Linked DNA regions of Homo sapiens: all the other regions are linked to region 3. A link is a loop called in an ENCODE intact Hi-C map of the cell type or tissue named here. Cell type or tissue: IMR-90. All regions are shown on one strand. Links, peaks and the distances in the headings refer to the core of each region. The heading gives the core; the rest is flanking DNA. Region 1 overlaps SLC8A1 (solute carrier family 8 member A1). Region 2 overlaps SLC8A1 (solute carrier family 8 member A1). Region 3 overlaps SLC8A1 (solute carrier family 8 member A1).

Region 1 (8,300 bases), core at 2,613-6,612, 140 kb after region 3:
CTGGCCCAAATGAACCACAAGGCCCAGACTGATCTATCAGTAGTTAGAAGGCTTCTAATACACTGGCTTTCTAATGTACAGTAAATACTAGCGTTGTTTTCAATATTCTTTCTTTTGACTAAAAGTTTCCATTCCAACTGGTGAAAAATTTTTAAAAAATATTTATAATGATAGTTAGAGAACTGTTTATATGAGGATCAGACATTGTTTCAGCACTGGATCTCCTCTGTCCCCTCTCTTGCTACAGCATACAGCCCAGAGACACACATGTAAAAGTAGGTGATCTCTGTAAACTTCAGCTGCATTTCTGTATGTCTAGGATTGTCCTAGTATCAGATATCCTTTGAGAAAGAGTTGGAGAGGCATGGAAGGAAGCATATTCCTGACCTCCCCCCTTTTTAGCTAAAGATACAAATTCAGAGCTGTTTGAAAAGGGCTTAGAATAATATTAATTAAACATATTCTATAATACAAAGAGAAGTACTTTTTTAAAATACATTTATTTTTCTTTCTTTTTTAGCAGGCATTTCTGACAGAAAATCTTTAGGGCCAATTAGAGTTTCTTTCTGACTTTTAATTGCCCTCTGCCTTTTGGGAAAGTGTTGAAAAAAGCTCTGGAAAAAAATATGCTGGTCAAGGTCGAACCCTGGGGAATTAAAAACATGAGATTTTTATATTTTCCCTCCAAACATAGCACTGAGCAGGCAGGTTCCCATGCCTGTTGTTAATCGGCATTTTCTTTTTTTTTTTTTTTTTTTTGAGACGGAGTCTCGCTCTGTCGCCCAGGCTGGAGTGCAGTGGCGGGATCTCGGCTCACTGCAAGCTCCACCTCCCGGGTTCACGAATCGGCATTTTCTAAACACGTGTTTTGGTGTGCTGGGAGCAGAGGAGTAGGAGGCCCACCCAGTCCCACCACACATACCGGGACATCTTTGACCACATGGGTCCTCTGCCGTTCGTATTTTAGCTTAGATGTTCTTAACTGAACTAACTTCCAATTTTCATATACACTGATCATCTTGTCCCTAGCATTTTCCCTCCAAGATCCTGCTAACAGGCAAACTAGCCCTTTCAAACAGTTGGTACCTGAGATTTCTCAGAGCTCTCTTATCAAGAGTAAGGAGTGAGATTGCAGAAGGGGCAGTAATGTCAATACCAAGTTATTGGAAACTACTTAACCAGCCACTGCATTACATACTGGAGCCCGTCTAGGACACTTGCCCTTGGAAATGGTGGAAAGACTTTGTTTTATTTCTATTTCATCAACAGAACTTTTGTAGCATTGAATCTAAGCAAAGGATAACATCATATTATAATGGAAAGTTATTTTTAACTACAACTGTTATTGTTAAATTTAGAAGAAAATATTGTCTTTGAAGTTTCAGTCCAAAACTCTAAGGAGAACAAGGTTTTTACTGCCATCGGTAATCCTGTGAGAAATTTGACACTCCAGATCTTATTTGAGACAGATAAGTCTATGATAAATATATGTATGAGACTTAAAATATTCTTGATATTCTCAGGTTGTTCTCACAAATTCTGCATAGATTTAGTTGTTTTTTTTTTTATGAGAACCTTTCTTATCAAAAAGGATTGAAAATTTTTCCAACAACTGGTTGTTAAATGAGTCTAGCACCCAAAGAAGCTGTGAGCAGTTGGTTCTACCAGTGACTCTTCTAGGAGCTCTTTCCAGGTTGGTCTCGAACTCCTGACCTCAGGTGATCCGCCTGCCCTGGCTTCCCAAAGTGCTGGTATTACAGGCATGAGCCACTTTGCCCAGCCTGATAGTTCTGACTCAATCCCTAGACACATTCTTCAGAAACAACTGTACATGGTGAGAGAAAAGTGAAAAGGAAAAAAGTTTTCCTTCCTTCAAAATACACTAAATTTGCTTATCACCTTTAAAATTTGGACTGAATGTTTAAACTTTAAACACAAAGCAAAGGGAGATGCTCTTAAATGTGAAATCTGAAGCAAAGATTGCATTTTTGCAAAGCTATCCAGAAGATGTGTTAATTATTGAGACATGGGATTCATTAACACATCAGCGCCCAACCACTGCCTCTCCTGCCCCCATTCACACATTATCCACAATCAAATAAGCAGCTAAGCAGGGGAAACCTATCACTGTTAATGTCATAATCACATCACCACTGAATTACCAGATGTGGTCAGGAACTAGGCAAAGTAGGTGGGACCAATCCTAGGACTGGGGCCATACCACAACCTCAGCTCAGCCCCTTGTCGGATACGGTTTCTGAATTTAGTACAATGCCAGAAGTATTTTTTTTCTTTCAGCTGTGAACCAGCCTGTTTTGTTTGACAAGCCTTTCCAGATTCATGCAGCTCAATCACGTGCTTGTTGCCAGTTTGAGAGTGAACCTATTATTTCAAACTTGTTGCCGTGACCAATTTTTACAAAACTGAAAGTAGCACTGTGAGGTGGATTGGACCTAGTGATGAGGTGTCTACACTTGCATCCTTTTCTTCCAAGAGAATATTCTGACACTCCAACTCTAGAAGTCATGTCATTAGTAAAATGAAAATAATAATTGCTTAATCACTGTTTAGAATTAGTTCATACTTCTTCAGAGCTTGAAGCCTCCACGACTCAACATCAGATCCATGGATAGTATTACTATACCTTTACCCAAAGACTGGATTTATTTTGTAAAAATATCAGAATGGGTCTGGGTCCCTTTAAAGCAACTGACAAGGTATTTAACAACATTTTAAAACAATGAAGAAAGGATGATTCTGCAGAGGCTGCTGGGTTACAGAGGAGGGCAGAGCTTTTGTCAGACTCTCTTGATGTTTTGCTCTTCCTGGTAAGTTTTTATCTATCATGGTTCCCAGTGGAATATTCTCCATACACATTCTGTGGGAGGATATTGACATGGCTCTAGACTCTGCCTTTTATTTTCTAATTCTCCTTGGAGAATTAGAACAGGCATTCCAGAACTTGTAATATAGAGGGGAAGAAAGAAAAAATGGCAGATGCCTCATTGATGGATCCACAAGTTTTGTACAAAAGCACACACCATTCTGATTGTCTCTATATTAACATTGTACTCACCAAACAGCTTTCTAAAGGTGACTGGAACAAGATAAATATCAACTGGATAATTACCTAAGGAAAAAGAATAAAAAAGAAATCAAACCAAAAAAAAAGCAAAAAATTGGTCAGTTTAGCAAGCGTGTTTTCCAGGATCATAGGCTCATAAACTATACAGTCAAGAGAGTGAAACAATTTTAAAATCAAAAGTTAGAGCCTTTTATATTTCTTCAGATGTACAATTTCATAAATCAAGCATTTATTTTGTGCAAAGTATTATATTAGGTACCCTAAATGGTATATAAAGAATTCAAAACAGAGTAATTTAAGAAAATTAACACTAGTCTTTGATTTAGTCAGGAAGAGTCCACTTATGGCATTCTAATTAAATTAACCTTCCATTTTGGTCTACATTTTATCAATTTGAGATTGCTTAATGGGGCCATTTTGAAACCTATCAAGAAACTTTCCTCTAACAGAAATAGAAATATTAATTTTCTTAATTTCACATTCTGTCTTCCACTAATAAGATAAATGGATTCAGACCCAACACACACATCCAGAGATTACCATGAGCCAAGACCTGTGTAAGTTTGATATAGGGTCTTTTATTCAACATTTCAAGTTGGGAAAATCTTATTACAAAGATCATTTGCCTCACCATTGCTGAATTCTTTTACTAGGTGTTGATGCTAATTCATCACTGGATTTTCTTAACTCTGCCTGTTGCTCTTTTGGACTTTGAGGCATGTGGTTCTATTTCAGTGAGTTACAACTCCAGCTCTCATCTTTTAACAGCAAACTAGAGAACATCTCACTCTTCATCTCTGAGGACACAGTGTTCTCTTCATTTTAACATCAAAAAGTCACCAGAGAGAAGACCCAAAGGCTTTTCTCTTTGGAAAAGGAATCTTTAATTGTTTCAGAGGGTGAGGAATCTTCAGCTCTCTCTGGACTTGATTGTCCTCATCATTAAATGGGAAGACTTTACCTTTAGCTTGATTTTCCAGAACACATCAAGCCCCGTATGGTCAGTGTTTCCCTGTTATCATCCACTTATGTGTATGGGTTGAAGGTACTTTAAGTTGTGAGCCAGCTGCTGCCCATATTGGGTCACCAATGCACTTGTCAAGCCCATGTAACCACATGAAGTTTGATAGAAATATAAACATTTATTTTGAAATAATTCCATGTGCACGGTTGGAAAAACAGTCTCCCTTCCCTGAGAGGAATGAGTAATTTCTCCCTTTTCAAGAAGTGTACAGTAGAAAATGTAATGAGATTGGAATGGATTCCAAATCAGTGACCTTTTTAAGGCTGAAACCACTATTTTAAATGAAAACTTTAAGTTCATACAGTTTCTTATAGTAATTCTACTTTTATTTTTTAGTCAGTGTGCTTAATCTTTTAGGAAAAAAAACTAACCAGTTATTTTTTACTAAAGTATGTGAATTACAAACAGGATGTGCAATGACCAGGCAGAAAGATATTTAAAGGTGTAATTATTCTAAAGGAAGATGAGAAAAAATTCATCTGCTACAGATTCAACTGTCTTTTAAATGCCTCCCTTGTCATGGAGTAAATGACTACTCAAAAGGATTTCACAAAAGACTTAAATCTCACCCTTAGCAATCAACCGGTCGGCCACAGCTCAGATGCCTCATTAGCAAAATGAAATTGCACAACAGACGAAACATAGCAAAAGAATGTAGACATTTCCATGGGGTGGAAGAAAAGAAGAAAGAAAAAGCAACCATAGTGAACTCTGCTTGCATAAACAAAGAATGTTTTAGTGGAATAAATGTAAGCTTTCTCTTGAAGGAATCCCAGTTAGAATGTCATTGGAAACGGCAAAACTATTTCAGCTTCATAGCAGTAATATATTCCAACTTTATTACCACTGAGGCACAAAGCTAAATTTGTCAGGGGGAAAGGTAAGCAAAAATTACTGACATTGCAACCGATAAAATGATCTTGTGAGACTCAATATTGAGAAAGAAAATTAAAATAGCTAATATTTCTGTTATAATTCCAGTGATTACTAAGACTTCTGCCAAGGGATAAAATTACTTTTCCTTCTCTCATTATAAATTTCTATATAGAGCTATTTTAATGCAGTAAGGACTGTATTTTCATATTTTAATAAATCCCTCACGTTGAATTTGCCCCCCATTTCAGATTTGATTAGGAAATACTAAATTGAGAAGGCAGGTTTTTCCATCTTTTTAAAAACAAGTATGCACCATAAGCATTTTCAGCGGATGTCTGCCTTAAGCAATCTTGGTAGAGCTGTCAATCAGTGGCAGGTGCTTGTTTAAGGAAGAGAACCTGTGAATAGATTTAGCCTTTCTTCCTCACAGACAGCTGCTCATTCACACACGCTCATCTCGTCTTCCTCAACTTCTTGCACCAATCCCGCCTCTTGGATTGACCCACATCCACCTAGCAGTTGAACAAACTGCAGATTCTAATTACATGTCCCGACAGTTGCTCAACTTAATTTTTCACCAACTGAATTTCATGCATTGCCCCTTGATGTTCCTTCCCTCTGTTCACTCTTTTCTATAAGTCCTTGCATTTGATATACTTTAAAATGGATTTGACTAGGAAAAAAAAAAAAACCAAGTCAGCAAACCCTTGTGTTCATTCAAGAAATTGTGAACAAATTTAGCTGTTATGGTAATAATCCTGAGGTGAGAGAGAAAATATCACCTAGGTGACAAGAGATCATTTTAACGCTATTACTAAAATAGTATTCTATGAATAGAGGCCATAGAATTTTCTACAAATAGACTTGTAGGGACTCACATTTTGAATCATATTTTACTTATAGGTTTGCTGTATATACTGATTAAACTTCTGAACCTAAAGATTCTCTATAATTAAACTAGCACAAATATAATCTGTCCCTTACCCACATTGTAAGAATGTCTGGTGGGGGAAATCCAATATTGACCTTCACATTCCACATGGAAAATCTTTGTCCCCAGAGTGCAATTAGGGTGATTAAAAATAAGCCGCTTTTGTGAGTCTCAAGTTTGTTCCCCAAACAAGCAGCATCAGCAACTGGAAATTTGTTAGACATGCAAATTATCCAGTCCCACCTGAGACTTCAGCCCAGATCTATGAATCAAAAATTTTGGAGTGACCCTGGCAATATGGACTTTAATAAGCCCCTAGGATGGTTCTGATGCATGCTCAAATTTGAGAATCATTGATCTATGACACAGCATTCTGAGTGGCCAAGAATGAACAATGTCACCCACTGCTTAATTATGCTTTCCCTTAAGAAAAGGTTTAAATGCTTAAAAGGTAGGTTCTTTATAAAGATAATGCATTCAGATATATGGGAGATATGTCCACCATTCAGACTTAAAATATAATTTTAAGGGACATTAATCCTTATGTCTTTTTCTGGCATAACTGAGTCTGAGGCAGCCTCTCCAGTCAGAGATTTCTAATCAGCTTATCTAGTTCTTTTAAAACCCCACAGCTGATCTACTTTGCCTGACTTCCCCGGGGCCTAGAAAATGACCCTGGACACCTTTCTCTAACTGATTAGCTCTGGCTGATTTGTCTTAATGCTAAACCACTGTGTAACAGTACTAAATTATACTTAATGACACAGTCTACTGTTTTGAAGAGTGCTGTGTATGACTGACTGAGCTAAAAGGATTGCTGGCTATGAGTGAGTTTTAGTTTTAGAATTCATTTTCAAAGACTCACAAGGCTCAAGAAGCTTGAAAACCACAGATGATGTATACAGTAGCTGGAGTTCCCTGGAGGCTCCTTTCTAGGGTCTCTCATTTGAATTGGTGCAGAACTGAAAGCAGAGAGTCAGAAAGTAACTCTGCTTGTAAAAATGGCTTAGGAAAAGGAACTTAAGATTGTGGGTTATATGTGTGTATGTGTGCACACACATGTATGTTTCCTGAATTCTAACCTGAAAATATCACATTTGTGGATACTTAAAATACTCATATGCATTTTGATACACAAAAGCAATTCAAAGTATGTAAAAGGAGGCTGGAAATGTAAGCTTAACAGTGATATTCTGGAGAAAAATGTTGTAACTGTCACTCCAGGCCTCCCTTAGGAGAAACCAAACTTGTCAGATATTTTGGAATGGTAGCTCTTTTTCAGGAATTAGAATAACTGAAGTATGATACTGTGTTCCGTGTGCTTTAAAATCTGTGACCCTCCCCTGTTGCTGGTCATAGCTTCAGCATTTGAGTGTCCATTGTCTGTCGCTGAGGACATTTTCTCATCGGCTCTTTTCCCCATTGTCCCATTCCTCTCACTCACACCTGATTACCAAATAGCTCTAACGAAATCACAGTCACTCCTTCCTGTGTTTCCACCATTGTGTACATCTTCATTTGCACACCCTATTTTTTAATCAAAGTTAAAGCCTCACCAACAAGGTACTTAGAACAATCACCCACTTCTGGCCACTTCGTGACGGGAAATACATCTTTGCAGGGGAAGGAGCTGGATCAGACTGACAGGGTTTCACTCAGACTATTTCAAACAATGAGGAGCCTTGACCTCATTCCCAACTTTTGCCGTCCATAGTGGTTGATTTCTTGTTTTCTCTTTCTCTCTTTTTTTAACAGAAACTCTTAAGCTCAAGGCTAAATTACAGTGGGGACTTGCCTTTGTCTACAGTCCATGGTTTCTGTATTGGCTCAAGCCTTGAAATCTTGAAACAAGCCTAAATTAAAATTTTCTCTTAGCTTAAGAAAAAAAGTTACATATTGTCAAGACCCTTATGTGTGTGGTCCATTAAAAAGGTCTTGATATTAGAAGATAACAGCAAATTGTTTCTTATCCCACAACAGCTTTGCCTTTCAGTGTCCTTTGTGGTGGTTTTCGTAGGTCAGTGGTACAATTCAACACTCTTCCAATAAGCCATAATAATAATTGTTGGCACAACTGTTATTACAACAGGACTTGCCTGGGTTCCATCTATTAATTTTTACAGACAGTAGGAAGCTCACACCGAGGAGACATTGGTAACTTCCTGGACAAGGGCAAAGAAAGGAACTAGCATATTGTACATACTGTGTACGTGCACAGAACACTGGTCTGTGCCTTTGGAGTGTTCTCAGAGGGGCAGGCCAGAAGGGAGGATTCAGGTAGGAAATGAATCTAGGACTTCTCTTGCCTTTGATGGTTACTGATGGCAATTGTGTTTCCCACTGAATAACTTGGTGGACAATTTTGATAGTAAACTGAACTCATA
Region 2 (8,300 bases), core at 1,734-5,733, 130 kb before region 3:
TCCAGAATCCACTGGCTTAAAATTCCCTAATTGGATTGGAAAATAAACCAAACAAACCAACAGGAAGATAAATATTACCAATATTTTGAGTCAATTCTGTCTTGAATTCATCAAAGCCAAAGGTACTAATATCTGTGTTTATGCTGTTCTTAGGGTTTCTATTTTTTGTTTGTTGTGTTTTGTGGTTGTTAATTAACTGAGCATTCCTTCAATCTCTAAATTTCTTAAAAATATCAAGTGTGTCTTGTGACCACCATCAGCTGCAAACACAGCATCAACTTACCAAAACAGTCTTTGGTGATTAATCCATAATGACAGGGCTGTTCTCCCGACTGATTAAATTCATTATCAAGCAGCCAGAGGTAGAGAGCTCTCCATGGAAGATTTATTACTCTGGAATTACCTTTCTAGTTTATACTGATGAAGCTAGCTTTGGTAAATAAGGAAGATGAAAATATAAGGGGCTCCTTTTTAGTGGATATTGACGAGTACTTTTAAAAATGGCTAGTCTGTATTTTCAGTGTCTCAATTCTTAAAAAAAGTCCTTAAACATATGTCATCTTTGGTCATTCACAAAGCAGTTGAAATGGTTTATTATCACCATGTGGGATCAGCCTCTAGAATAATCTTTTAGAGGCTGTATCAGGCCAGGCTGATACAGCCTGTGTGTGTATCAGGCCTGAATGTGTGTCAGGCCAGGCTGGGAAAGTTATTGTTCTTATTCTGTCTGCCACCATCACCTTGGTTCACTTTATCACCAACAAAGCTGGATTTGGGTAATAACTTACTAAATGGTTTCTTTACCTAGTTCTTTCCTTTACAGGCCTATTCAGGGGCAGGTTAATTTCCCTTGCTGTAATCAAGTCACCCCTATGCAAAATGTACAGTTTATAATTCCAAATACATACATATATATATACACACACACCTGAATAGCCTTAAGTCCTTTCCATATATAAATTATTTTTATTCATTTCATCTTTTCTTTTTTAAATTTTGTTTTTGTTTTTGTTTTTAATATAAATATATATATAAATACAGAGACAGGGTCTCCCCATATTTCCCGGGCTGGTCTGGAACTCCTGGGCTCAAGGAACCCACCTGCCTTGGCCTTCCAAAGTGCTGTGATTACAGAGATGAGCCGCTGTGCCTGGCCTTATTCCATCTTTTCTTTAAAGTTTTCCTGTTCACCTGAGCACAAAGTGACTTCTCTCTTCTCATGAGCTGTATGACTTTTGGCTTTAAAGAGCTCTTTCTGTAACTTAACATTTTTTCCTGGTTGTGTGGTTTTAATCCTCAGTGGATTTGTGTGTGCTCTGAGGATGGAAAAGTCCAAACTTTACCTCACTGCGTCCTGTGTTTCACACTGGGTCAGGCAAGGAGTGTATCTGATACCTCTTCTCAGATTTCTTGAGAAGAGCACGTGAATTTATTTGCTCTATCAAGTTGCCTTCTAGTCCATTTTATGCACACTTGTTTGGAAGATATCTGAAAGAGAATACCTAAACCTATTGTTTTTGGTGCACTGTCAGGGAATATGGAGCACAAATGGCAAAAGATGGGGGAATGGAGGGTGCAGATACATACAATGAAATTCAGTACTCTCATGCCACCTGCCATTAAGCCTTACATGAATATTTTGTTTATCTACTGTTTGTTTGTAGGAAGGAAAAAGTGGGAATTCTGAGCCTCGGATCCAACTGTACTATTTGGCTAAGTTACTCAAGTTCTCTCAGCCTTCATTTCCTTATGTGTAAATTAGATAAATTAGTACTATTCCACTGGATTGTTCGGCAGGCTAAATAGGGTTATGTAAGTAAAAAAACTTGAAAAATGCCTAGCTTAAAATAGATACTCAAGAGCTCTTAGTCCCCACCTCCCACAACTGTAAATTAGTCTTGGGGTCATTTTAGGGGGAAGGGGAAAGAGGGTGACTGTAACTTTTTATTTAAGTCATTATTCATATCGGCATTGAATTATAGGCTGTAAATTTTGAACATGGGAGATTTAATCACAACTGTGATGATCTATTTTTGAAGAGTCATGTTTCTGCTGAGATTGACCCTGGCAGAGGACCTGTGGGTGGAAAGTAGGTGTAAATCATTCAAGACAGCTTTGTATATTAGTAAAGAGATAGAATCACATACCCAGAGATAAATTTAATTTTGCAATTGACATTCACTCTTTTGTAAGCCACTTTTAATATTACAACACAAAACCTGGTAAGAATAGCCTTTTAAAGAGACATCCTTCAAGGCAAAAAATACTAATTTTGATGATTATAAACATTTTTAACATTTCTGGACTTCTTTCTTCAATTTATGGCTAGGACATAGTTTGAATTTTTTTTTCCCCCTTAAGTTGGTTGGGTACATTTTGACGGGGATTGCAAGGCTGCTGTTGGTATTTTGTAAGAATTTATTTTTTTCCTTTGTGTTCCCATAATACCTCTCTTGATAAACCATCAAGGATTTCTCTTCTATTCATTCACTAGTAGAGTGAGGCAATTTGCTATCCCTCCCTATGTTAACACCAAAGCCAGAGATAATGACTTTCCACTGTTACACTGGAGACGTGAGTCAAACAACAAAATACCGTGGTATAAGCGATGGCTTATTAACTACAGGGGAGGAAGTATCTTCTGCAAGATTCCCTAGAACCCAAACTTAGTCTGGAAGTGTCTTCAACATAGAAAGAATGCAGGAAAATGTTGCAATTTCCAAGAATAGTTGAATACTTTCAAGAAACAGTCTTTCTAGCCTAAAGGCCAAAAGAAGTAGAGAAAGGAGAAAAAAAGAAAAGAAGTCAACCACAAGAAAAGTTAATATTGCTTGCCTTCATGGGGCGGTCAAGCCCACAGAATATGGAATCCAGTTGTTTTTGATGTTTGCCATGGTAGTATTATCTATGAAGAAAAATCCTCAGCATGACAGTGAGATTTCCCAAAGGGAGAGGAGTTTGTGGCTTCCACTTAAAAAGGAAAGTGTCACGTGTACTTGTGTAAAGTTGATTAATGCTTCTTACTTGTAAATTTTGCCAAGGTTAACAGATCTCTGTGGTAGAACACACATACACCAATTTAAGAGACACAGCAACTGGGTGTTTATTTTTTCTCCCCCTCTTCTTTTCTTTTTCTTCCCCTTAGGATTTCTGTGACCATATATAGCCATGGCATCAGTTTACATTCTGGAGGATTAAAGTTTTCTGTTTAGATTCTTAGAGGAAAGTCTAGGGTTGAATGTGATTATTATAAATATTTCTTGATTTCTGGTAGCAAGCTATCTAATCTTTCCTGCATTAAGAGGGGTTTATCATAATTTTCTTCTTTTCAAATCCTTGGCCTTTGCAGCTGTCCCTTGGAAAAGCATTTCATTTGCTCCAAAGAGAATAAACAATGCTTATAAATTAAGTCATGGGTAGGATGTTACATCCCAGTTCCATGTACGAATATAGTCCTGGTTTTTTGTCTCAGTGCCTGGCCCAGGAGACCAACTGGGGACCTGGTTCTGTTGTAAAACCGTATTGTCTGGCTGCAGGGCTGCTGCCACAGCAACAAGAATCAGTGATGTCACAGCCTCAGAATCTGCCTGCCAGAGATCGGGTTTCCAGAGGATATGATCAACTCTTTCTGCTGGGAGACAATTTTGCACATCCCATCTCAAAGACAGTTTAAACCTTTGTTCTCTCTTGTTTCCTCTTTAAACATATGTGTCTCTGTTCTATCTCCAAAATCAGATAAAATCTCATAATAGCAAGAGCTAGGATTTATTGAGCATTCACTATGTGCAAGTTGACTATGTATTGTGCTTTACCTTCATTAGCCTATTCGGTCCTCACAAAAACCCTAAGAGGTAGAAGACACTAACATCTTCTGTGTTTTAAGAGTGAGGTCCCTGAGCCTTGGTAACATTGTAGTCAAGCTTTGCTAGACATCAAAGCCTATGTTCACAATGAGAAACTACTGATTTTCCCTGTCAGATCCATGAGAGTCAACAGGACTGCCCCTGGCCTCTGCCTAACACCATTTTCTCCCCCTTCTTACCTAAAGTCCACCCTATTTCTGAAGCTGTAATGTATATTTGAAAGGCAACAATGAAGGGATTTAACTTGAGCAATTTGCTTCTACTTTATCAAAATCTTAACCCCTACACTGAAAGGAAAATGTGAGCCTGTACTAAATCTAGACTTTCCTGTGAACACCTGAAATGAATGCACACAGGGATCATTCCAGGGGCTGGGCCAGGGACCACCAATATCATACTAAGAAATCCTTGAACCTTAGGCATTATTTTGCTAGAAAAGATCCCTTCTAGTTTTTGTCCCCATGTAGCAAAACCTTTCTGAAAGTAAGAGAGACAGCCTCTTAGGTACCCCGAGTCAGAAAATGAAATGTAGGTGGTCTTTATAGAAATGAATGTCTAGGGGTACCTTCAAATAGCAACTAGTGTACTAAGTCATGCTAAATAAAATGCACTGACCTTGGCTTCATGAGCTTTGGGGTTTACTTTCTCAGTGTCTCCAGTTACTTCAATAAACCTTCAATTTCCTTATTTGTAAAATGGAAATGATAATAGTAATACAGTATTAGTAATGCTGATAAGTAAGAATACAGGTATGAAAGTGCTTTGTAAATTGTAAAATACTGGAGTTGGTATTAGTTTCATGAGATACTGACTCAAGAATACAGTAGAGGCTTTCTTTGCTTTTTTGTAATATATTTATTGAATTAGTGTCATTTGTCAATTTAACATATTTTATAATTCATTATTCAAGTTAAATGTAGTTTTGGCAGAAAGCTCAAGTCATTCTGATAAGAATAAGATATCTAAGAAATGCAGTTTTTTCCAGGATGTTTTGTTAGACGCAAGGATAGTTTAGCCTGTCAATTACATGAGAAAAAGCAAAGTCACTTTAAAACAACACTAGGAAAGTGAGGCCAACACACAAGTCTGAGGCAAGATGAAGGGGAAAAGAGAAAAGAGGCACCAGAGAGCCTTTGCTATATAAGAAGTTGGGGAGAAGGTGGTGTGGGTGCTGGAAGAAAAGTTGGAAATGTAAATTGATTCCCTAGGGTTCTGGTGTCCTGTACCCTGTTTAGTTTCTAGAAAAATGTCTGAGCTCTCAGAACTCACCAACTGAGGTTATGGTTCTAGAAGAAATTCTGTAAGGGTGATCACTCCTGCCCACGCAATGAATGACTCACCAACAAGCGTACAGAAATGAGACCTTTTTCCTTAATTTTAACTGGTATTGTGTGTTGAATCTGTTGCCTAGATCATCTAGAATTTACACATGTGAAGCTATTAAAATGCCATGTCTCCCTGTATTGTGTTTGCTAAGACTAACAGCAACAGATAAGATTTTACAGTTATCTCAACTTCTCTCCATCTTCTGTGGTCTTTATTTTATAGATCTTTATCTTTACAGAAATATTACAAAGATATTAAAAACAAAGAATAAATTTTGAATTATGTCTTCAGTGTATTTAAGCAGTTTTTTTATTTTTTTGGTTTTTTTTCTTTTCTACACCAGCAGTGGTCATAGGAAATTCTTTTTCATGGTGTTCTGCTCTCAGAATTGGCTGTCAGGCCCAACCACAGATGATTCCTCAATTGGCTCTGGCCAATGGCTCAACAATTTAACTGGAAAGACATTTACAAGATCTGCTAAAGAAAATCCAGTTTACTTGCCAGAATGTTGCTCCCTGCGTACTCCATGGTATTGGTACTAACAAGTATTGAAATGGCTGATAGACATAGATGGACAGGACATTAGAGCTGGCTAATCCACAACCCAATAAGCATTATTTAAACAACTAAGATTTGACTGGAGTACAGTAAAACATCCACAGACAACTGGTGGATGAAAAACAGACAGAACTCTTAACATTAGCAATGCTAAATCTATTCATTTTCTCTTAGAGTGGAATTCTTGAAGTTCATGCATGTTAACAAGAGAGATTCTGTGCTGATACTTGTTTCCAACTTAATGCTTTATGTATTCCGCTAATGGTTTTCATATCCCTGAACACTGAGGTTGCAGACACACTAGAAACAACCAGCTCAGATGATGACGAGGTGAAAGTGGTAAGAAATGCAATAATAGTTTGCAAAAATTTTCTCCTATTCTGTAGGTTGTCTCTTTACTCTGTTGACAGTTTCTTTTGCCTTGCAGAAGCTCTTTAGTTTAATTAGATCCCATTTGTCAATTTTTGCTTTTGTTGCAATTCTTTTGGCATCTTTGTCATTATATCTTTGCCCCAGCCTGTGTCCTTAATGTTATTGCCTAGGTCGTCTCCTAAAGTTTTTATAGTTTGGGGTTTTACATTTAAGTCTTTAATCCATCTTGAGTTAGTTTCTTTGTATGGTGAAAGAAAGGGGTCCAGTTTCAATCTCCTGCATACAGCTAGCCAGTTATCCCAGCACAATTGATTGAGTAAGGAATTATTTTCTCACTGCTGTTTTTGTCAGGTTTGTCAAAGGGCAGATGGTTGTGGGTGTGTGGTCTTATTTCTGGGTTCTCTATTCTGTTTTATTGGTCTTTATGTCTATTTTTGTACCAGTACCATGTTGTTTTGGTTACTGTCACCCTGTAGTATGGTTTGAAGTCAGGCACATAGAGGGGAACAACACATATTGGGCGGGAGGAAAGAGAGGATCAGAAAAAAATGACTAACGGGTACTAGGCTTAACCTGGGTTTTCAAATAATCTGTACAACAAACCCCCATGACACAAGTTTACCTGTGTAACAAACCTACACTTGTACCACTTGAACTTAAAAGTTTTTAAAAAACACAGTAATTGAAAATATTTATCAATTTTAATAAGAGGAAGATAATTCTGTTTTTTTAAATAAAATCAGTAAATCCCAATTCTTGTAAATAAAAAGTGGTAAATCCCAGTTCCTCCCAATAAAATTTACATACAAAACATTAAACAGATAACTGAAAGACTTAGGGGTTCAGAAGAAACTAAAATAGGTTCATTAAAACTCCATGTTGAAATGAATTTATTTTTATTTTTGGTAGGGTTACTAAAGAAATAACTTTGTTTAAAAATTTAATTTTTGCAAAAGCGTTGGGAAAATCTTTTATGATATTATTGTAAATAAAAAGGGAGCCTATGGCCTAGATGTTGAAATGAATTTTCTGTAGTTAGACATCCACAAAAAGTTTTGATAACTGGTTCACCATCAAACCATGAGTGGTCCTTAGAAAAAGTGTTAGGGATTTATCCTTAGTATCTTTAACGTTTTTATCAATGATTAAAAGAAGCAACAAGATAACTGCTTAATCAGAGCTACAGATCACAAAAAGTTGGGAGGAATATGTAAATGTGCATGATAGATTAAAAATTCAACATGTTGTTAACAGGCTGAAACACTTGACCTAAACCAAAGGTTTAAGATTCAGTGGGGAGAAATATGAAGGACTGAATTTAAGTTTTTGAAAAATACCAAGTGTCCTGTAAAGATATGGAAGACCTGGCATGCTACCAGTTTTTGTGAACAAGATGTGGGGGGTTGTGTTGTCTTCAGTCTTCATGTGAGTCAGTGGTGTTACGTGGCTGTGAACAAAGCTAGTGTAATCCTAGGCTGCATTTTAACAGAAGGGGTGTATTCAGATCCTGAGATATTATTGTCTCGCTACATGTTGTACTGGATAGGCCACAGCTTGAGTATTAGATTCCATTTTGGACCCACATGTTCAGATTTCATTGACAGTCTGGAGGCATCTAGATGAGATGGCGAACAATTATGGCGGAGCAGCACACACTGATGACACATGTACGTTTGTCTCACTTGAGAGTGGGTTGTCGGTTTTCAATAGGGCAAGGAAAATACTTACTGTATAGTTTGGTACATTGTGTTTCTATTGGAAGAAACAGTTTACCAATACTTATTATAAAAGAGCAGAGGAGGAACAAATATAGGTAACTCAGTCGGGGAAAAAAGGGATGTGTGTAGCGATACCATGGATGCAGAGGGTGCAGCAAAGATCAGCGAAGTGTTAGAATATTATAGCACAATGGATGTAAAGGTGTCAGTCAGTCAGTGTCAGGGAATTCCAGGTTGACTAGGGAACACAGGCAGAAGAAGATTCTGAACTATAGACTCAGTATTTGATGTCTAGGAGACAAATGGAAGCAGAGACTAGGAGGCAGAACAAGGATGCCATCTGCCTGATTAAGCAAGAGTTAGTATGAATCCTTTGCAAAGTGACAGCTTGTCTTTGGGGATCAGCACACTGGCAGGTTGGGGGCTGGCCTCTCTAGGAAGATCTTATGACTCTTTGGTTTTT
Region 3 (8,300 bases), core at 1,467-5,466:
CTATAATTAATTACCTGCAAGACCTTTCAGAAAGTCACTTAACTTCTGTGCATATTGGGTTTCTACTGGGTCTCACCTTTGAAATGAGGGCTTCCAGGGATAATCCCTAAGTCCCTTTCCTCTTGTAAGTTATTTATGCATTTTTATTAGAATTCTATGTATACGTAAGCAGTTACTGTTAATGTATTAACAAAAAATTTAAAATAGAGTTATAAACTGCAGTGATTAAAATGTTTATTATTTGAACATAGGCCAATACAGCTAATGTGACACGTGACTTATATGCCCTGAGCCTTTTTTCCTCATTTTTGTAACACCATCTGGTGCTCTAGCATAAGGAAGGGTTTATTTAAATAATAACATTAGTAAAACCCATGCCTCAGATCTGTCTCTCTCTCTCCACACACACACACACACACACATATATATGCTGTTTTCTAAAGTTGCTTTGCTAAGGCTTCTGCCATATTCTGAGATTAATCCTTCTCAAACACGTGGCAAGTGAAATAAAACAAGATACTTCTGGATTTGGCTTAACCTAGAGCCTGGCTGTTCAGGACCATGGTAGAACTAAGCCAAGCTGAGCACTGCCTGCACCCATGACAGCTCTCTGGGGATAGTGATCGCTCCATTCCAGGCTGCAGAAAGCTAATGCCCTGTGGTTGGAAAACTCACCAAGGCTCAAAGCCTTCAGATGGCTAAGAGTTGATTCCAAGGTGCCAACTCCTTGCTTCTGCCCAGGAAAATGGCCAAACTCTCCTATAATACTAATCTATAAGAAATATGCTGGCCTTTCCACCCCAGCATGATTTCACACTAAAATGGCTATTTCTCACTCTTCAGATATTAAGTTTCTTAACATGTAAGAAAAGATGAAAGAATCCAAGGCAATAATGGAAAATATTCTTTTTTTTTTTAGCAGAAATATGTTAGAGTACAAACTTTGCCAGGCACTGGTAGCTACTGTGTTTTCACAGCCCTAGTCACATCTAACCATTTTCCTTTAAAATGACAGACTTAAATAAAAAAAATTCCTCTGAGGTGTCATAATAGAATCCTATGAAAAAGTAGCCAGAATTTAAAAACTTTTCTGTTTCAGAGAGTTCTAGCTTCCCATGAACAGCCTGAGTCTGAAAGCATATCAAAGCAATATGACTTCACCATCCATCTTCTGGAATTAATGAAGTAGCAGTGACTTTTCCTTATGAAAGGTCTGTTTGGAGGGCAATGTTGGAAACACAGTGCATTCAGCTGGCAGACCTTGAAGGCAAGATGTGCAGAAGAACTGACTGCACAGGAATCAGTCCTGAGCAGAGTGATTACCCCACAGTGTTTGGCTAAGCTGCTGTTATCCAAGGTTCTGCTGAATAAAACTCATAGAAGAACAAATGAACAAAGTCTGTCTTTAGGACTAGTTGGAAGCATTTACAGTGAACCATACCAAGTAAAACTCAAGAAAAAAATTTAGTTGCCCTATTTGACTCTGGCCAAAAGTTGCATGATTGCAGGGTAAACCCAATAAAAGCAGACGTTTTGAAGTGGAATCAGGACCACAGTTTGCGTATTTCAAGTTTCCCCTGTTGAGAATGTATTTCTAAAGTAAAAATGAGATAGATGTGTACCACATGCTTGTAGTGTATGTGTAACCAACCATATCCAAGATGTGCAACTATAAAACCTACATCTGGAATACATTTTTCCATTTCATCTTCTATGTGCACAGTTTAAAAATTAAGTATTGCCTAAGCAGAAAAAAAAGGAATTAAAACCTATGAACACTTTTAAAAGAAGAGAGGTTAATTGAGAAGCTATTTCTTAAACTAGTCTAAGACAGGTCATATGGCATAATGATTAACATCATAGGTCTCTGAGATGGACCTGTAGGGTCCTAGCTCAGCTTCTTATAACTATGTAACCTTGGTCAAGTTCCTTGACTTATGTAAACATCAGTTTCCTCATCCATGAAATGAGTCTCGAATGAAAGTAATGTATATAAAGCAGTCAACAGTCTGATATAAACCTCTTACCATTCTACGAGATTTAATTGTAGCTTAGAAACTGAACATGATGTCTATCTTGAGATATCTGTCTTGGTTTTAAAATGTGTTTTTCACAATATACATCACAGGAGAGCAGCAGATAGTCAAGAGAAGGAATGATTAAAAAAAAAAAAGTTTGACTTTTTAAGTAATATAAAACAAAATGACAATATTAATGCAAAGACGTCTGGTTTGGCCTGATTTTGCTAAATTCAGTGGTTCAAGTGGATCTTGTATATTACTAGTTATTTTCAAAGCAGAAGCAAACAGGTACATACAGCACAGAGTCAGAGTGTCCAAAAGTTTTACCCTGTCAACTTCCAGGATTGCTATGTTGTCCTCCCATGCACTCTGTCCTGAGAAAATGCCACTAACCCACTTTAGATTTGCACCTTATTCTTCTGGTGGACACGTGGCCTTTCACTGTGAATTTTGTCATAAGGAAAATAACGACTTGAATGTATTTAACGGACAATCAGTGTGACTACGTAGTATATGTTTAGAGCTGGAGAGGGATATCAGAGAGATCCGGTATAGGCTCCCAAACTAAAGAGCTGAGTTTCACTAGGGAGAGAGAGACCTGTACATGAACAGCACAAATCACAGAATCCCAAGTTTCTCCTATGTGCCACTTCCATAAGACTGAGTCCACTGGAGTGGGAATGATTCCTAATTTATACTGAATTATTCTTTTGATTATTTTCATGGCTATCACATATGGTACATATCCTAGGCCATTTAAGGTTGCTCAATTATATTGGCTGCCTATTTTTAACATAGCCATTTATGTAACTCAAGAGTCAGGAAGCTACCTTTGAACACTGTAAATTGTCAAATGGTTTTTGATTTCCTAGGTTCCTTATCACTTGGCAAATATGTACAGCAGACCTTTTCCAGAGAATGAGTGCACTGGGACTTATCCCCCAGACATTCCTTCTCTTTGTTAAACCCACAGTCTCAGGCAGGGACTCCAGCAACCCTTTCCTCGGGAGGAAGAAGCCTCTAGATTTCAGGAGTGCCCTCCAGTGGCTGCTCTGCTAACTAATCCTCTACTGATCTCCCCAAGGCTGACTGGGGCAGCACTTCTTGCAGAGCTAAAGCCCAGCTGAAAACTGAGGTAGGATCTTCTCACTTAGAAATATCCAGCAGTAGGAAAAGGCCTCGATCATTGCATAGACAGGCTAAAATTGACGAGTGCTTTCTGTCAGAAAGTTTGTGGGGTTTGGTGCATTTTTTTTTTTTTTTTTTTTTTGGTTTTTCATATCATGCACACCACTTGCCTACTCAGCTCCAAAAACAACATTCTCTCACAGCAACTGCCAGGGAAAAACATGAGGTGGAAAAATCAGAGTAACGTCTTCCCCTGGGGTGACATTATACAGGAAAAGTCATCGGACAACTCCCAGCCTGGCCTTCATAGGTCAGCAGGAAAGGCTGTCATTACCTTAGTGTTGTTGGGAAATTTAAAGAGATAATAGATGTGGAAACGCTCAGAAGGAGACTCACGTAGTAGATGCTCAGTAAATGATGGCTGTTAGCCTGTGGGTCTCTTCATGTGCACTGACGCTTTCCTAATGTATCTCCCACCACTAAACCAAGAGTGCAGTGTATTTACTTACTTCCTAACCCCCTAGTGAGGAGATACCAGGAAAGCTTCAAAATTTCTACATAGGAAAGCTTAGAGGAGGTGATCTGGTAAGAATGTAAGGCTTGCAGCTGTGTTTTCACAGCACTTTCCATTAAATTGCTCAGATGTTCATTTTTTTTAATAACAAAAGGGCTGCTGATGGGAGCGTTGTCCCCCAGACCCTAGACCCCTCAGTAATTACTCAGAAATGTCACAGTCTCCCTAGAAGCTATCCATTCTGCCCACTTTTCCTCTTACGTTGCTCCAGTTTCAAGTATTCCCCTTGAGGTTTTAGAAATAATGTTTGTTTATCTAGCACTTAGACTCATCAGAGGGAAGGAGGCACTAGAGCATTCACATGGAATTCCTCCCCCACTTGAATATTTGTCAGGAAAAAAAATAGATTCAACTATAAATGTGCAGCAGAGTTGGTGCCTTCCCACTGTGAATGTATTTTCAAGTGCACGGACCAATCCACCACAAAGGAAAAATGCAATACCCTTCCAAAAATACACAGTGCTGATGTGATGTTGCATTCCTTTGTTCATTTTCCCAGAGCCAGGTTACAGGGCCATAGGCTCCATTTGAATAGACTTCTTAGTCTAAAACAGAGGTAAAATCAAGCTCAAAGCCATGATGTTACTTTTTATTTTTTCTTAAATACTGAACTTAGACTTGAGAAATCTTTCTTTTCTTTTTCTCTTTTTTGAGACAGGGTCTCACTTTGTCACCAAGGTTGGAGTACAGTGGGGTGATCTTGGTCACTATAACATCTACCTCCTAGGCTCAAGTGATCCTCCCATCTCAGCTCTCAAGTAGGTGGGACCGCAGACACTACCATGCCCAGTTTATTTATTTATTTGTATTTTTGGTAGAGGCAGGGTTTTATCATGTTGCCCAGGCTGGTCTTGAACTCCTGAGGCTCAAGCAATCCACCCACTTTGGCCTCCCAGAGTGCTGGGATTACACGCCTGGCCTTTATTTTCATGAATTGAAAATAGCTCTGGTAAGTTGTGAATTAACTCAGTTAAAGATTTAGGGGTTTCCTTAATATTCCATGCATCACAGCTATGATATGTAGAAACTAAGGGCAATGAAATGAGCCTTCAATGTCTGTATTCCTGCTTTTACTGGACATTCAGTAGACACTCGTATCCACGTTTGGTGAAGGAATGAATGAATGATTTGGCAGAACTACCTTGTATATCTCTGCAATGATCTCAGATTTAGGAAAATAATCTTAATAACTATGGAATAAAGATCAAAGCCTCATTAACTTTGCTTTTATAAAAATGGAGACAGCAAAAAGTATACCTTGCATGTGAAGTTTGTCTTTCTCGTCTGACTAACTTTGCCCAGAGACAAAAATTTAGTCTCTTTTTTTCTAAGCAAGTCTAGAAAGTCTTGAAACACAAGGCATGGTTGTATTTGTATTCCTCTTTGGTTTCTTGTTGTTTCTTGTAATTATAGATACCATATTTTAAAATCTCTGGATTTTGGTTTGCTTCTGCCTAGATGGGTAAGGCAATACCATGAGTAAATGTTGAAAGAGATGCCTAATGCAAAGAAGTGGTGGCAGCTGTTTCTATGACATTTGTAGACCTTTGACATTCAAGACGGTATCCCTGTAGAGCTTCACAAAGGGAGAGTCGAGTTGCTGGATGCAACCATTGTTCTTGTTAGTGGATGGAGATTTATAATTATACCCTTGTCTGCTCAGAGCACATGCCATAGGGAGAAGCAACATAAACACAGGCAGCATGGCAGGCAATCCAGGACAACAATGAGGTTACAAATTACACAAAGCGATTTCACCATTCATGAAATAAGCCTTATTTGCAAATATGAAAGGAAATGTGGACCTTTTATCTTTATGTTTTAGTTTGTTTTCCAAAATTACATTCACAAAGAACTAAACAGGCTTTACTTAAACATCTTTGATGTTTTCAGTCTGGCTTGTGGTAAAATTCTAATGGACACATTTCTCCAAAGTATTGTCATATTCATATTCATATTCTCTGTCTCTCTCTCACACACACACACGCACACACACACACATCCTTCTCACACTTAAATTGTAAGGCGTTACCACTTTATATAACAATATATTTAGTCAAAATGGAGACATCATAGCCCCATCAATATTTATTTTCTGGAGATCTGCCCCGAAGTTAGTAGCAAACTATAGGAAATAGATCAAATTATTGAGTGGAACACTGCTTGGATTAGGAATTATGAATAATTAATATTTTCTATATTTTATCCCAGTATTCAACAACATAAACATATTGTTTTTAGAATAAGAAAAAAACTGATATCTATTTTTCTGTCTGTTGATAAATCTGATCTTACTAGATTGGAACAAATAGGCAATGCTTATGGTGAAAAAGCTCATAGTCCTTAGGGGCTATGACAAGTGACAGGTCACTCTCAAAGCCTGTGGAGTTCTTTTCTAAAGTAGAGGATTCAGTATGGGTGTCTGTCCCAGGCTCTGAATTGGGATTAGATGGACCACCTTCACACTCTTCTTTCCCTACTCTGTTGTGGTCTTCAGAATTTGAAAAGGCAGGAAGGTTAATCACACCTCAAGGTTAGGGGAGGGCAAAGAAGAGGTCAAAGGGGGACAGGTATTTATGGTCACATATCAGGTACTTTACTCACATTGTGCTTTTTAATACCTGTGAGGAAGGAATTTATTATTTAAATTTCAACTTTTATTTTTGACGGAGGGGGTACATGTGCGGGTTTATTGTGTGATGCTGAAGTTTGGGGTGTGGATCTCGTCATTCAGGTACTGAGTACAGTACTGATAAAGTAGTTTTTCAACCCATGCCCCCTATTCCAGGTAGTCCAGAGTGTCTATTATACCCACGTTTATGTCCGTGTATGCTCAGTGATTATCTCCCATTTGTAAGTGAGAACACGTGGTATTTGGTTTTCTGTTGCTGTGTTAATTCGCTGAGGATTATGGCCTCCACTTGCATCCATATCACTGCAAAAACCATGATTTTGTTCTTTTTTATGGCTGTGTAATATTCCATGGTGTATATATACCGTATTAGCTTTATCCAATCCACTGTTGATGGGCACCTGACTTGATTCCATGCCTTTGCTATTGTGAATGGCATAGTGATGAACGTGCAAGTCCATGTGCCTTTTTGGTAGAATGATTTATTTTCCTTTGGGTATATACCCAATAATGGGATTGCTGGGTTGAATAGTACCTCTGTTTTAAGTTCTTTAAAAATCACGGAAGAAATTTATTGTCTCTATTTTAAAAGTGACAAATACACATGTGGGTCACTTTTTTTTGAGTCGGGGTATCATTCTGTCATCCAGGCAGTAGTGCAATGGCAATGATCATGGTTCACTGCAGCCTTGAACTCCTAGGTTCATGCAATCCTCCTGCCTCAGTCTCCTAAGTAGCTGGGAGTACAGGCAGGAGCTGCCATGCCCGACTTCACTTTTAAACTAGAAAAATGTGCTTGGTATGTAGTGAATGCTCAAGAAATATTTATGGAATGAATTATTCTAGTAGTACAGATTTATATGGCTTTGCATAGCTTATATATCTGTGTATTTATACAAAAAAGTGTTCATAAATGCACATTCATGTCCAAACATGTGAACAATAGAGAGACAGCCTCTCTGGGACTTGTTGGATATAGCAGGAATTTTTTTATTTCTCTAATACTACAGTGGGGTTTGCTTCAAAAACTCCTCTTAACCAATCCAAATAATGTCATTTCCCAGCTGTGGTGTTGCATTGGGTCCAGTTCAAGTGCCAAAAGCTCAGCCGAGAGGAAGCCAAAACAATCACATCCTGAATGGTTAGAGTATTTTCTACCCCTCATCACTGTATGACACACTGTCTCAGGGGCCTTCTAGAGCCTGGGGAGTCCTCCGCTCCGTCGGAGACTTGACTTGGCACAGAGCCTGCCATGTCGTCAGCCCTTAACAACAGTTACATAATAAGTACTCTCTGTATCTAGGGATAATCATTTCCCACTCATATTTTATAACTGTGAAGGCTTCCTTTCCCCCAAATATTATGCCATAACTGTGTGCACAAAATGATATACTGGAGTCCCAATTCATCATCAGATAGTTTTAAGCTAAGCTCCATAGATGTTTCCCAGGCTCTTGACTTGGAGGTAAGCGCTGGTTTCACAGTTGGCTTCATTATGAGCCTGGGACATTTCATTCACATGACTTCGGATTACAGAAGAGGTGAAGCAGTGGTTACAAATTGAGAAAACTACTCTTCTTACATTAAGATATTCGTTCGGTTTCCATGGGTAAAAGAAGTAATCTACATGCAATCAACATATTTAGTGAGGAGATACATACACTAAGGAGGATACTGAAATTTTATTTCATTAAGCAAATTGTACTTCACTCCTGTAACAATGTAAGTGGGGAATGAAAATTCAGGTATTCACATTCAGAATTTGATTTCTTTCCTTTATGAAAGAATGCACCAGTTTTTTTGTTTTTGTTTTTGTTTTTTTGAGACAGAGTCTTGCTCTGTTGCCCAGGCTGGAGTAGAATGCACCAGTTGTAACTGGCAGCAGAGAGGGCTGTATTTCACGAGGCAGCACAGTGACTGTGCATGGGAGGAGGAGAGTCAGAAA

What was found. A loop is a pair of places that touch in the nucleus more often than their neighbours do. Peaks named below come from ENCODE experiments on the same cell type or tissue, not always from the same donor. Only the 100,000 strongest peaks of a DNase experiment are listed, where the experiment ranks them.
Region 1: a loop joins it to region 3, with 6 times the contacts of the local background. A loop is called at or near these places in 2 of 110 quality-filtered maps.
Region 2: a loop joins it to region 3, with 2.0 times the contacts of the local background. A loop is called at or near these places in 4 of 110 quality-filtered maps.

Annotation. Positions count from the first base shown.
Region 1 is chr2:40,099,739-40,108,038 of GRCh38, reverse strand. It overlaps SLC8A1 (solute carrier family 8 member A1), which reads left to right. Exons shown (of 11, transcript NM_021097.5): 11 at 1-8,300. SLC8A1-AS1 (SLC8A1 antisense RNA 1) reads right to left here. Exons shown (of 5, transcript NR_038441.1): 3 at 3,077-3,130. Among named protein-coding and RNA genes, the nearest start is that of SLC8A1-AS1, 190 kb to the right of the region's middle. In IMR-90, for the core only: no CTCF peak of the experiment used is centred there; DNase peaks (open chromatin) are centred at 4,248 and 4,748; H3K27ac peaks cover 3,541 bases.
Region 2 is chr2:40,367,086-40,375,385 of GRCh38, reverse strand. The region is part of intron 2 of SLC8A1 (solute carrier family 8 member A1); the gene reads left to right. Among named protein-coding and RNA genes, the nearest start is that of SLC8A1, 81 kb to the left of the region's middle. In IMR-90, for the core only: no CTCF peak of the experiment used is centred there; DNase peaks (open chromatin) are centred at 3,575 and 5,175; H3K27ac peaks cover 2,253 bases.
Region 3 is chr2:40,239,557-40,247,856 of GRCh38, reverse strand. The region is part of intron 2 of SLC8A1 (solute carrier family 8 member A1); the gene reads left to right. All of the region lies in intron 3 of SLC8A1-AS1 (SLC8A1 antisense RNA 1), which reads right to left. Among named protein-coding and RNA genes, the nearest start is that of SLC8A1, 210 kb to the left of the region's middle. RefSeq lists an enhancer at 5,047-5,597. In IMR-90, for the core only: a CTCF peak has its summit at 3,064 (motif pointing left); DNase peaks (open chromatin) are centred at 3,056 and 4,066; H3K27ac peaks cover 1,176 bases.